3 separate regions of the Homo sapiens genome follow, and regions 2 and 3 are each linked to region 1. A link is a contact called in ENCODE Hi-C data. All regions are on one chromosome and are shown on one strand. Each heading gives the region's core, a stretch centred on a gene start or an enhancer-like site at or near the end of the contact. The rest is flanking DNA. Distances are from core to core; before and after follow the strand shown. Region 1 holds the start of FOXO3 (forkhead box O3). Region 2 overlaps CRYBG1 (crystallin beta-gamma domain containing 1). Region 3 overlaps PRDM1 (PR/SET domain 1).

Region 1 (3,875 bases), core at 915-3,414:
CAAGGATTTTTTAAAAAATATATTTATGAACTAGTGTGTAGACTTTTGGTGTGCATGTCGCGTGTGGTGCATTCGTAGAGTACAAATAAACGATTTGGGGCACGGATCGTAGAATAAGGACTTGTGCAGATGTTTTTCGTTTAACCTAAAGGATACGTCTTTTTTTAAAAGTCAAAAATGCCCACGTAGCGGTTTTGTCGTCATTTACAAATTAGATTAAAATTATTTCCCCTTCTCAGTTGTTCGGAATCTGCTCTTGAATGTAGGACGGGGGTAAATTTGCATTTCTTCCGGAGTTAGTTACACCTCTCCCCCGTTTGCCATGAAACCCATGAAAAGTGAAACACGACTGTGGTCCACCGTCCGAGGTGAGAGACTCAGTGCAAACCTTTTGGTGCCTGATCGAATCTGTGAGCATCAGCTTATCGAAGTTGTGCAGGCACCAACATCTTCGCCGTTCAGTATTTCCACACCGCGATAACCCTGCCCATCTTGCGGCCAGCATCTTATCTCGGGTGTTACCTGGTGTCGCGTTCTAACAGGGAACCGGACACCGGGGCTGGCCCAGAGCCCGGCGGGCGGACGCGCAGGCCAGGGACCCCCTGGTACCAGGCGCCCTGCCCGGAGTCAGGGAGGCCACGCCGCTGCGCTCCTTGGAGCGTCGGGGGCTGTGCGCTCCTGCCGCTCCCCCTTCTCCCTCCTCTCCCCACTTCTTCCTCCTCTCCTCCCTTCTCCCCCCTTCTCCCTCCTCTCCCGGGCCAGCGCCGCGCTTTGTTGTCGTTGAGACTCTCGGGAGGGAGGAGGAGCCCAGCGGGGACAGCAGCGGGAGCCCGCCGAGTCCCGGCCCACGGCGCGCGCCCGGACACCCACGCCCGCAGCCCCGCGGAGCCGGGCCGCGCAGGCGCGCGCGAGCTCACACACGCGCACTCACACACGCACGCCCGCCGCGCGCCCGGCCCGCCGCCCAGCCCGCCGCCCAGCCCTCCCCCTGGGCGGGGACCCGCCCGCCGTCAGCCTAGGTTGAGGCGCCCTGCGTGTGTCTATAACTTTGTGCTGCTGCCGCGGCCGCCCTGCTCGTGGAAGGGAGGAGGAGGAATGTGGAAGGTGGCGGCGCGCGAGCTGACAGGCGGTTCCTCGGGCGGGCTGCGGCGACGGCCCGAGCGCTTCTCCTTCGCCGAGGTTGCGCGCCCCCTCCTCGCCGTGCCCCGGGCCCGCGCGGGATCGTGCGTCGTCCCGCCGCGTCCCTGAAGGGAAGGAAGCGAGGTAGGCGCCGGAGCCGTGCAGCGGGCGGCCGCCTTCCCGGTGACTCCGGATCTGCTTCCGAGCTGGGCCGGGCGCTTCCCTTTCCCCTCCCTGAGCCGCGGTGTGCGCGCCCCCCTTCTCGCCCGCTAGTGTTTTTAAAGGACTCGGGAAGGGGGAAACTGTCAAGATGGCAGCAGCGGGAGCAAGGAGGTGATGAACGTGCTGGTCCGGGTTTTCTAGCAGCCCGGGAGACTTGGCGCTTCCCGACCTGTTGGAAGATTTATGTTCCGACTCGCTCCCTCCCCCGGATCCCGACTGGGAAGGGGGCGGAGGGGACGACGTCCGCGAGAATGCAAACCACACAAAACCCCGAAGTGGCCGTCCCCGCCGGGCTCGAACCTCTGCGAACACCCGCTGGGCTGCTGCTCCCCCTTCTTTCTGTCTTTCCTTTATTTTTTGGAAGTGACAAGGGCCCATCTGCGCCCAGACCCCCGTTCGCCCTCTGGCCCGCGGGCGAAGAGGGGAGAGGGAGCTGCCCGCGCAGTCCCCGGGCTCGGGCCATTCGACCGGGTGGGGGGTGACGGGGGGTCGCGGAGGCGGCCAGGCTAGGAAAGGGGAGAAGAGCCGAAGACAGCACAGACTTGAGCGGCGGCGCCGCGGGAGGCACTAGAGCGGGCCCGAGCGAAACATAAACAAACGCACGCACACCCGAGCTCGGGCTCTGACCGCGGCTCGGCTGCGCCAGCTCCGGCCGCTGCCCGCTTTAAAGGCGCGGCCGCCCCTCCCCCGGGCGCCCCTCCCCCTTCTCCCCGCCCCGCCGCCTAGCCCGGGAGGGACCTGCGGCTGGGCGGCGGGGGGAGGGGGCTGCCCCGCGCGAGGCCGTCGATTCGCTCGCGGCTCCATCGCGGCCTGGCCGGGGGGCGGTGTCTGCTGCGCCAGGTTCGCTGGCCGCACGTCTTCAGGTCCTCCTGTTCCTGGGAGGCGGGCGCGGCAGGACTGGGAGGTGGCGGCAGCGGGCGAGGACTCGCCGAGGACGGGGCTCCGGCCCGGGATAACCAACTCTCCTTCTCTCTTCTTTGGTGCTTCCCCAGGCGGCGGCGGCGGCGCCCGGGAGCCGGAGCCTTCGCGGCGTCCACGTCCCTCCCCCGCTGCACCCCGCCCCGGCGCGAGAGGAGAGCGCGAGAGCCCCAGCCGCGGGCGGGCGGGCGGCGAAGATGGCAGAGGCACCGGCTTCCCCGGCCCCGCTCTCTCCGCTCGAAGTGGAGCTGGACCCGGAGTTCGAGCCCCAGAGCCGTCCGCGATCCTGTACGTGGCCCCTGCAAAGGCCGGAGCTCCAAGCGAGCCCTGCCAAGCCCTCGGGGGAGACGGCCGCCGACTCCATGATCCCCGAGGAGGAGGACGATGAAGACGACGAGGACGGCGGGGGACGGGCCGGCTCGGCCATGGCGATCGGCGGCGGCGGCGGGAGCGGCACGCTGGGCTCCGGGCTGCTCCTTGAGGACTCGGCCCGGGTGCTGGCACCCGGAGGGCAAGACCCCGGGTCTGGGCCAGCCACCGCGGCGGGCGGGCTGAGCGGGGGTACACAGGCGCTGCTGCAGCCTCAGCAACCGCTGCCACCGCCGCAGCCGGGGGCGGCTGGGGGCTCCGGGCAGCCGAGGAAATGTTCGTCGCGGCGGAACGCCTGGGGAAACCTGTCCTACGCGGACCTGATCACCCGCGCCATCGAGAGCTCCCCGGACAAACGGCTCACTCTGTCCCAGATCTACGAGTGGATGGTGCGTTGCGTGCCCTACTTCAAGGATAAGGGCGACAGCAACAGCTCTGCCGGCTGGAAGGTGCGTACCCACCCCGGGCTGGCAGCAGGACCCGCCGGGCCTCCTGCGCAGCGCGAGACGCGTCTCGGATTCGTCGGAGTGCGCTTGCGGGCTCCAGGGCAAGGGGTTGGCAGGGGGAGCCTCCGCTGCGAGGCTTTGGGGGTTATCTTTGATCCCCGGAGTCGGGGCACCTGGGGACGGTCTCGGAGGGGTGAATGAGGCTCCCCAGAAGCTTGGGGCATGGCCAGGTGAGGAGAGGGGGCAGGGGACGCCGGCGAGGGAAGGGCGAACGGACAGGAGTACATTTGCTGGATTCTCCGGACAGCACCGAGGAGGTAGGTCCGCAGCCAACTTTGGAGTAGAGTTTACCGTAGTGGGGGTCTGGTGCGGGCGCTGTGGCTGGAGTGAGAGGTGTGGGGGTGTTTGGGACGCAGTGTCTGGAGGAGGGGTTGGATGTGTGGTTTCCAGTCTGTCGCAGGAGCATGTTGCGTCGTCACTAGCTGAATGAGAACCTTCGGGTCCAAGTTTCAGCTTGTGGGTGTTAACACCTACAGGCACATCGATCCGATTAGAAAAAGCAGTGGTTGCAAACCTTTTCCTGGACGGCTTCCTTTCCTTGCCTATATTGATACCTTTTCTTCTCGGAGATGTCGCTCCAGTAAACCTGCTTCTGACTAGCTGCTTCTGAAATGTTCTGGGGCCTCGAACCGGCCGGTCTGGCCACCTCAATCCAGACTGGCTGCACCCGCTGCTCCCGCCGAGGCCTGGATTCAGGCACTGTTTGAGGGAAGGGCTCTGGTGTGGGGGACGCGGGGCCTG
Region 2 (3,655 bases), core at 1-2,500, 2.0 Mb before region 1:
ACGTACTCAATAAATTAGTTCATCCCTCATCCCTAGAGTTTCTTGGCTATATAATCTTCCGATCCCTCATATGCAAGCAAAACACCCATTAAAAATAGTTGGTAGTGTACTTAGGACTATTTAAAAATAGTTTCATTAAAAAACAAATGTGGCAGAGAATGGTGGCTCATGCCTGTAATCCCAGCACTTGGGGAGGCCAAGATGGGAGGATTGCTTGAAGCCAGGAGTTTGAGACCAGCCTGGGTGACATAGACCCCATTCTACAAAAAAATAAAAATAAAAAAATTAGTTGGGTGTGTGATATGTGCCTGTAGTCCCAGCTACCTGGGAGGCTGAAGCAGGAGGATTGCCTGAGCCCAGGAGTTCGAGGCTGCAGCAATCTATGATCACACTGCTGTACTCCAGTCTTGGCGACAGAGCAAGACCTTGTCTTAAAAACACATGTGTGCGCACACACACACACACATACACACACACACACACCACACTCCAAATGTTATATATCAGGGAGATGTTGGCTTTTCATAGTTTTATAATTAATTGGTTTGTGTGTTCACTTTTTAAAACTAGGTCAATAACTTTATCTTCCTGCTTTTTCCTCACAGCCCTGCCAAGCCCAAACATGTGGAACTAAATCTTAAAACCCCTAAGAATCTTGACAGTTTGGGAAATGAGCACAATCCATTTAGCCAGCCAGTTCACAAAGGCAACACTGCCACCAAAATCTCCTTATTTGAAAACAAACGGACAAACAGTAGCCCAAGACACACTGACATTCGAGGCCAAAGGAATACTCCTGCCTCTAGTAAAACGTTTGTTGGGAGGGCAAAGCTGAATTTAGCCAAAAAAGCCAAAGAAATGGAGCAACCTGAAAAGAAAGTAATGCCAAACAGTCCCCAGAATGGTGTGCTGGTTAAGGAAACTGCTATAGAAACCAAAGTTACCGTCTCGGAAGAAGAGATTCTGCCAGCAACCAGAGGAATGAATGGAGACTCTTCTGAGAATCAAGCTCTTGGTCCTCAGCCTAACCAAGATGATAAAGCAGATGTACAAACAGATGCTGGCTGCCTTTCAGAACCAGTGGCTTCTGCTCTGATTCCTGTCAAGGATCATAAGCTCTTAGAGAAGGAGGACTCAGAGGCTGCAGACAGCAAAAGCCTTGTACTTGAAAATGTAACCGATACAGCACAAGACATCCCCACCACTGTGGATACCAAAGATTTACCTCCAACGGCCATGCCAAAGCCACAGCATACATTTTCTGACTCACAGTCCCCTGCTGAGTCATCTCCTGGGCCTTCTCTTTCACTGTCTGCACCCGCTCCTGGGGATGTTCCCAAAGACACATGTGTTCAATCACCCATAAGCAGTTTCCCATGCACTGATCTAAAAGTGTCAGAAAACCATAAAGGATGTGTTTTGCCTGTGTCTCGTCAGAACAATGAGAAAATGCCACTTTTAGAACTTGGAGGAGAAACAACCCCTCCTTTGTCCACAGAGCGTAGTCCAGAAGCTGTGGGAAGTGAGTGTCCATCCAGAGTCCTCGTCCAGGTCAGGTCCTTCGTGCTCCCCGTGGAGAGCACCCAGGATGTGAGCTCCCAGGTCATCCCAGAGAGCTCTGAAGTTAGAGAAGTGCAGTTGCCAACTTGTCACAGTAATGAACCTGAAGTGGTTTCCGTTGCAAGTTGTGCTCCCCCACAAGAGGAAGTACTGGGCAATGAACACTCTCATTGCACAGCAGAGCTCGCGGCAAAATCTGGCCCACAAGTCATACCGCCAGCATCAGAGAAAACTCTGCCTATTCAGGCTCAAAGTCAGGGCAGCAGAACACCCCTGATGGCTGAATCCAGTCCCACCAACTCTCCCAGCAGCGGAAATCACTTAGCCACTCCTCAAAGGCCAGATCAGACTGTTACAAATGGCCAGGATAGCCCTGCCAGCCTTTTGAACATTTCTGCTGGTAGTGATGATAGTGTATTTGATTCTTCTTCTGATATGGAAAAATTCACTGAAATTATAAAACAGATGGATAGCGCAGTTTGTATGCCCATGAAAAGAAAGAAGGCCAGGATGCCAAACTCTCCTGCTCCTCACTTTGCCATGCCTCCTATTCACGAAGACCATTTAGAAAAGGTGTTTGATCCCAAAGTGTTTACCTTTGGTTTGGGGAAGAAGAAGGAAAGTCAGCCAGAAATGTCACCGGCTTTACATTTGATGCAGAACCTTGACACAAAATCCAAACTGAGACCCAAACGTGCATCTGCTGAACAGAGCGTCCTCTTCAAGTCCCTGCACACCAACACTAATGGGAACAGTGAGCCTCTGGTGATGCCGGAAATCAATGACAAAGAGAACAGGGACGTCACAAATGGTGGCATTAAGAGATCGAGACTAGAAAAAAGTGCACTTTTCTCAAGCTTGTTATCTTCTTTACCACAAGACAAAATCTTTTCTCCTTCTGTGACATCAGTCAACACTATGACCACGGCTTTCAGTACTTCTCAGAACGGTTCCCTATCTCAGTCTTCAGTGTCACAGCCCACGACTGAGGGTGCCCCGCCCTGTGGTTTGAACAAAGAACAGTCAAATCTTCTGCCCGACAACTCCTTAAAGGTCTTCAATTTCAACTCGTCAAGTACATCACACTCCAGTTTGAAAAGTCCAAGCCACATGGAAAAATACCCGCAAAAAGAGAAAACCAAAGAAGATCTGGATTCACGAAGCAACCTACACTTGCCAGAAACTAAATTTTCTGAATTGTCAAAACTGAAGAATGATGATATGGAAAAGGCTAATCATATTGAAAGTGTTATTAAATCAAACTTGCCAAACTGTGCAAACAGTGACACCGACTTCATGGGTCTTTTCAAATCAAGCCGGTATGACCCAAGCATTTCTTTTTCTGGAATGTCATTATCAGACACAATGGTAAGTAGCAATGTGTTATTATTTATTTGGGGTATTTTTAAAGCAAGGGAAGAGAAGGATGATGAGCAACTCATGTTATTCTTTTAGAAATGGTTAAGCTTATGTGCTATAGTTTTTATTCATTCATCACATATTTGAAAACCTGCAATGTACAAGGGACCGTTAGAGTGCAAGAAAAAAATGTACTAAGAGTCTTCACTGAAGGCATCTGTAGTCTTGCAGGGAGATAAAGCTACAAATGCTCTAAGGCACATGATCTTTTTTTTTTTTTTTTTTTTTTTTTGAGACAGAGTCTCGCTCTGTCGCCCAGGCTGGAGTGCAGTGGTGCAATCTCAGCTCACTGCAACCTCCACCTCCTGGGTTCAAGCGATTCTTCTGCCTCGGCTTCCCTAGTAGCAGGGAATGCAGGCGCGTGCCACCACGCCTGGCTAATTTTTGTATTTTTAGTAAAGACTGAAAATACAAATACGGGGGTTTTACCATATTGGCTGGGCTGGTCTCGAACTCCTGACCTCGTGATCCATCTGCCTCGGCCTCCCAGAGTGTTGCGATTACAGGTGTGAGCCATCCTGACTGGCTGGCAATAAATCTTTTAAGGCACATGTGAATTTATATGTTGTATTATGAAAGGTATAGGTAAGCTTTTAGAGTTCAGAGACAGATGAGTTGCTTTTTCTTACCTATTCTATGTAAAAATGCTCAGTGCTATACTTAGAATTTTGAAGAT
Region 3 (3,649 bases), core at 1,072-3,571, 2.5 Mb before region 1:
CTAAAGAAGGAATTTGAAAAAAAAAAAAAAAAACAAACCTATATTGTCCTTGTTATCAGCCTTCCATTAAGCGCTCCAACTCAACCCATCCTAAGCTGTCAAATCTCCTTCATTGTGTAAAATTGAAAAGAAGCCCTGTGTTTTGTCCGGAAGCTGTGGAAACTGTGGACGGCGGGGTGTGTTCTGTAACTGAGGCCACAGACAGAAACAAATCTGCTCAAGTGGTGGAGGGGTCTGCACCGCACATAAAGAGCTTCTGTGGGAGCAGGTGAAGCAAGGAGGTATTGAAGCCGGGTGTCCTCTTGCTGTTGAGTTTATAGAAGGCACAGAGCGGCCTGTCCCCAGCAGTAATTCTTTAGGACCCTGGTCAGTTCCAGTGAAGTTTCCTTCTTGAGTTAGGTGAACACATTCTTTGTCTTTTTAGCACTGTGAAGTTTAAGCTACACACCAAGTTCCTCCTTAGTATTTGCTTGGTTCAAAGATAAACTGTTACAAACTATGGGTCAGGGAGATGGGTAGTCTAAGATGCACATTCTGGATCTTTCTAGGACCAGAGGGAGACTTAGTACTTGGTTTTTTCACTTCCCTTTAAAAACAATCCTGGTTCCTGTTCCCCCTCCAAAGTTACCTGGACAAGCACCATAGTCTTAGAGTTTCAGCTTTTATGGCGTCTGTGTCTCAGACGTGCATTTGAGATGAAGATGTTTACTGTATATTAGAACGCTAGACTTAGAATGGATATAGGTGGTTTGTAAGTGCCTTCCAGTTTTGAAATTTTATGATTTTGTATCTTTATCTATAGGTGTGAGTTTATATGTGCCCTATAGCACTGTATGTAATTGAAATTTAAAATATTAGGGCGCTCTGTCCCTTTCCTAATGATAAGCTAATATTGAAGCTCTTTAATTTGTCTGGGGTTTGAGGATTATCATAGACCTCTCTTCTACCACAGAGCCTTCTCTTTTTAATTGTTCTCCTGTCTTGCCTGTTGAATTGAATTTGTAAGGTTAGAGATGGCAAGAGCTACTTCCGGTGCTGCTTTATAGCTTACTAGTGATGAGTCTATAGTTGTGCTCAAATAGGTATTGGGTAGCTTATGCTTTCTAGTTGACTTCTTTTTGGGCACAAGAAAATGTGTGTAAGATGGATAACTGAAAACCTAGAGGCCCATTCTGTAAAAGAATGGCAATTTGGAAGAAGAACCACGACCTCAGTGCAGTGCTCCGTTTTGGTAATCAAGCTCTGACTCCCAAGACACCATCTGTAAGAGACTATAATTTAAAACAAAGTTGATGAACCAGTTGAGTGCCTTTCTTAAAATTACTGTTGTAAAGTAGATATGTTGAAAATATCAACTGCTAATTATTGGCTCACCAACAAATGGCATGATTTGTTTTTCCTGTTTGTCATTCTAATATTATGGAATAATCACTGAAATATGAATGTTAAATGATTTGCATGTCATAGAATTCAATTCCATTAATTTTCCAAATTAATTAGATTCAATAATAATATGTCCAAAACAATGAGCCTCTGAATAAGTCTACTAAAGCTTTAAATATATATATTTATATCTCAAGACTGCTCTGAGATACTCTTGTCCCCAGTAGTTTTACTGCCAACAAATACCAATAATGACAAACGGTGATTAAAAGGGCAGATAGATGTAAATGAAGGCAGAGGAGGAGGATGAAATGAACATCTGCTTTTTTCAGCTCTCTGACAGAAATTCTTAAAGGACCAAAAATAACACTCTTGTTTCAACTTATGTTAGGTGTAGGAAAATTTTCTTTTTTTCTCTTTCCAGTCTGAGTATGCTTCATTGATTTGTATATTGAATACTAAATTGTTTTAGAAAAAAAAATCATTGGCTGATAAGACACTTAAATGAGAAAAGCTAGTCTGTCACAGGCATGTAGGTGTGCCATATCTATTTAAATAGAGGTTTAAATTATTGATGAGACTTAATGAGGAACTGGTGTATATTGTAACCAAAATTGTAGATTCCACTGTGAACAATCTGTGCATGGATCGATTCACATATTTGAGTCTACCATTTCAGGTACATGAATGTACAGGAGCTACTGGGAATATAAAAACTGGAAAATAAACATTATCATCTATTACCACTCCCTCCTCCTTGGTCCATTTTAGTAAAGAATTCAGTAAAGTGATAGGTAGGCTATCTTGAATGAGAAGAAAATAAAACTAGGAAAGTGAGAGAATAAAAACCAAAACAAAACTGTAACTGCAAACTGTTGTAAAGGACTACTCACAGAGGAGTTCTATTGAATAGTGACGAATTGCTTCCTGATTCACGGTTGGTGATTTTTTTACCCCTTCAAAGAGAAATTTATTATTAAGGAGGAACTGGTATAGTTAACATGTTTCTTTAGCAAGGCCCCACAAAGTTAAAATGTGTGATGCATCCAGTCTGAGGTCATTTCCTCAGATCTTAGAACCTACAGCTTTCCTCCGTATAAACTTAATTTCAAAGGAGGGCTTTTGGCCAGGCATGGTGGCTCAGCCTGTAATCTCAGCACTTTGGGAGGCCGAGGTGGGAGGATCGCTTGAGTCCAGGAGTTTGAGACAAGGCTGGGCAACATGGTGAGACCCCTTCTCAACAATAACAACAAAAATTAGCTGGGCGTGATGGTGCATGCCTGTAGTCCCAGCTACTCAGGAGGCTGAGGTGGGAGGATCTCTTGATCCCAGGAGGTCAAGGCTGCAATGAGCTAAGATCAAGCCACTGCATTCCAGCCTGAGTGATAGTGGGAGACCTTGTCTTTAAAACACACACACACACACACACACACACGAGGGCCTTTGACCACTCTTGAGTAGAAGACTCGAGAAGAACAAAGTAGAAGGCCAGAGAAGAACAAAGTTACTTGAAAGATCTCTTATTAAAGAGAATGTACAAGCTATGAAAAAAAAAAAACACACACACACACACAAACCTCATCTGGAATGAAAAAAACATAATGCATTTGGTTTCTGGTTCCTTAGGCTGTTATGGAACAACCAAAGAACATTATTTTGGTTTCTGAGGTCAGAACTATTTTATTCCCCTCAAGCACACTATGCTTATGGTTTGAGGGAGAATGAGAAATAGGAAACTAGGAACAGGCTGAAATGGTCTAATCTTGACCATCTAATTCTGCAGTGTCTTATTCTCATTCTAAAAGAGAATGGTTATATTCGCTGTTCTAGCATAAAAAGTAATGATAAAAATAAAAGATCCCGTATTACCAGACAATAATCCCCTAGACTGTTTTAATGCTTGGTTGAGTATTTGCTTATGATCTCAGACTTTAAAAGATGGTCTCCCCCTATGGTGAAGCTTGTTAATTATGTAGGCATCATTAATGTCTGTTTACTTATCAAAATTTTATCATTGTTAGTTGTATTACTACTTGACAGTCCAATTTATTTAATTGAAAAGATTGGTTAACATTTTATAGTCAAAGTAATTGTTTCCTGTGTTTTTTCCTGTTTAGGTTATTGGAGTGATGAGTAAAGAATACATACCAAAGGGCACACGTTTTGGACCCCTAATAGGTGAAATCTACACCAATGACACAGTTCCTAAGAACGCCAACAGGAAATATTTTTGGAGGGTAAGTAAGGGAAATTTCTTCAGACCCAT

Evidence for each region. A loop is a pair of places that touch in the nucleus more often than their neighbours do. Pooled maps may share reads with other maps.
Region 2: a map of naive thymus-derived CD4-positive, alpha-beta T cell shows a loop between it and region 1 (15-fold over the local background). The contact joins the enhancer-like site here to the promoter of FOXO3 in region 1. A Hi-C loop is called at or near these places in 2 of 168 maps with a recorded cell type or tissue (CD4-positive, alpha-beta memory T cell and naive thymus-derived CD4-positive, alpha-beta T cell), 1 of 37 single-sample maps with no recorded cell type and 10 of 50 pooled maps.
Region 3: a map of naive thymus-derived CD4-positive, alpha-beta T cell shows a loop between it and region 1 (13-fold over the local background). The contact joins the enhancer-like site here to the promoter of FOXO3 in region 1. A Hi-C loop is called at or near these places in 2 of 168 maps with a recorded cell type or tissue (CD4-positive, alpha-beta memory T cell and naive thymus-derived CD4-positive, alpha-beta T cell), 2 of 37 single-sample maps with no recorded cell type and 8 of 50 pooled maps.

What each region holds. Positions count from the first base shown.
Region 1 is chr6:108,558,753-108,562,627 of GRCh38, forward strand. It overlaps FOXO3 (forkhead box O3), which reads left to right and starts at 2,165. Exons shown (of 3, transcript NM_001455.4): 1 at 2,165-3,077. The coding sequence starts at 2,457. RefSeq lists silencers at 530-889, 930-999, 1,979-2,198 and an enhancer at 2,642-3,142.
Region 2 is chr6:106,518,526-106,522,180 of GRCh38, forward strand. It overlaps CRYBG1 (crystallin beta-gamma domain containing 1), which reads left to right. Exons shown (of 22, transcript NM_001371242.2): 4 at 606-2,928. Among named protein-coding and RNA genes, the nearest start is that of RTN4IP1, 110 kb to the right of the region's middle. RefSeq lists enhancers at 740-1,939, 1,162-1,651, 2,392-2,441. Within about 2 kb of position 1,251, at least 24 of the 41 ENCODE cell types and tissues checked have a DNase peak (open chromatin) inside an H3K27ac peak, as active enhancers do.
Region 3 is chr6:106,092,115-106,095,763 of GRCh38, forward strand. It overlaps PRDM1 (PR/SET domain 1), which reads left to right. Exons shown (of 7, transcript NM_001198.4): 3 at 3,501-3,620. Among named protein-coding and RNA genes, the nearest start is that of PRDM1, 7.6 kb to the left of the region's middle. Within about 2 kb of position 2,322, at least 2 of the 41 ENCODE cell types and tissues checked have a DNase peak (open chromatin) inside an H3K27ac peak, as active enhancers do.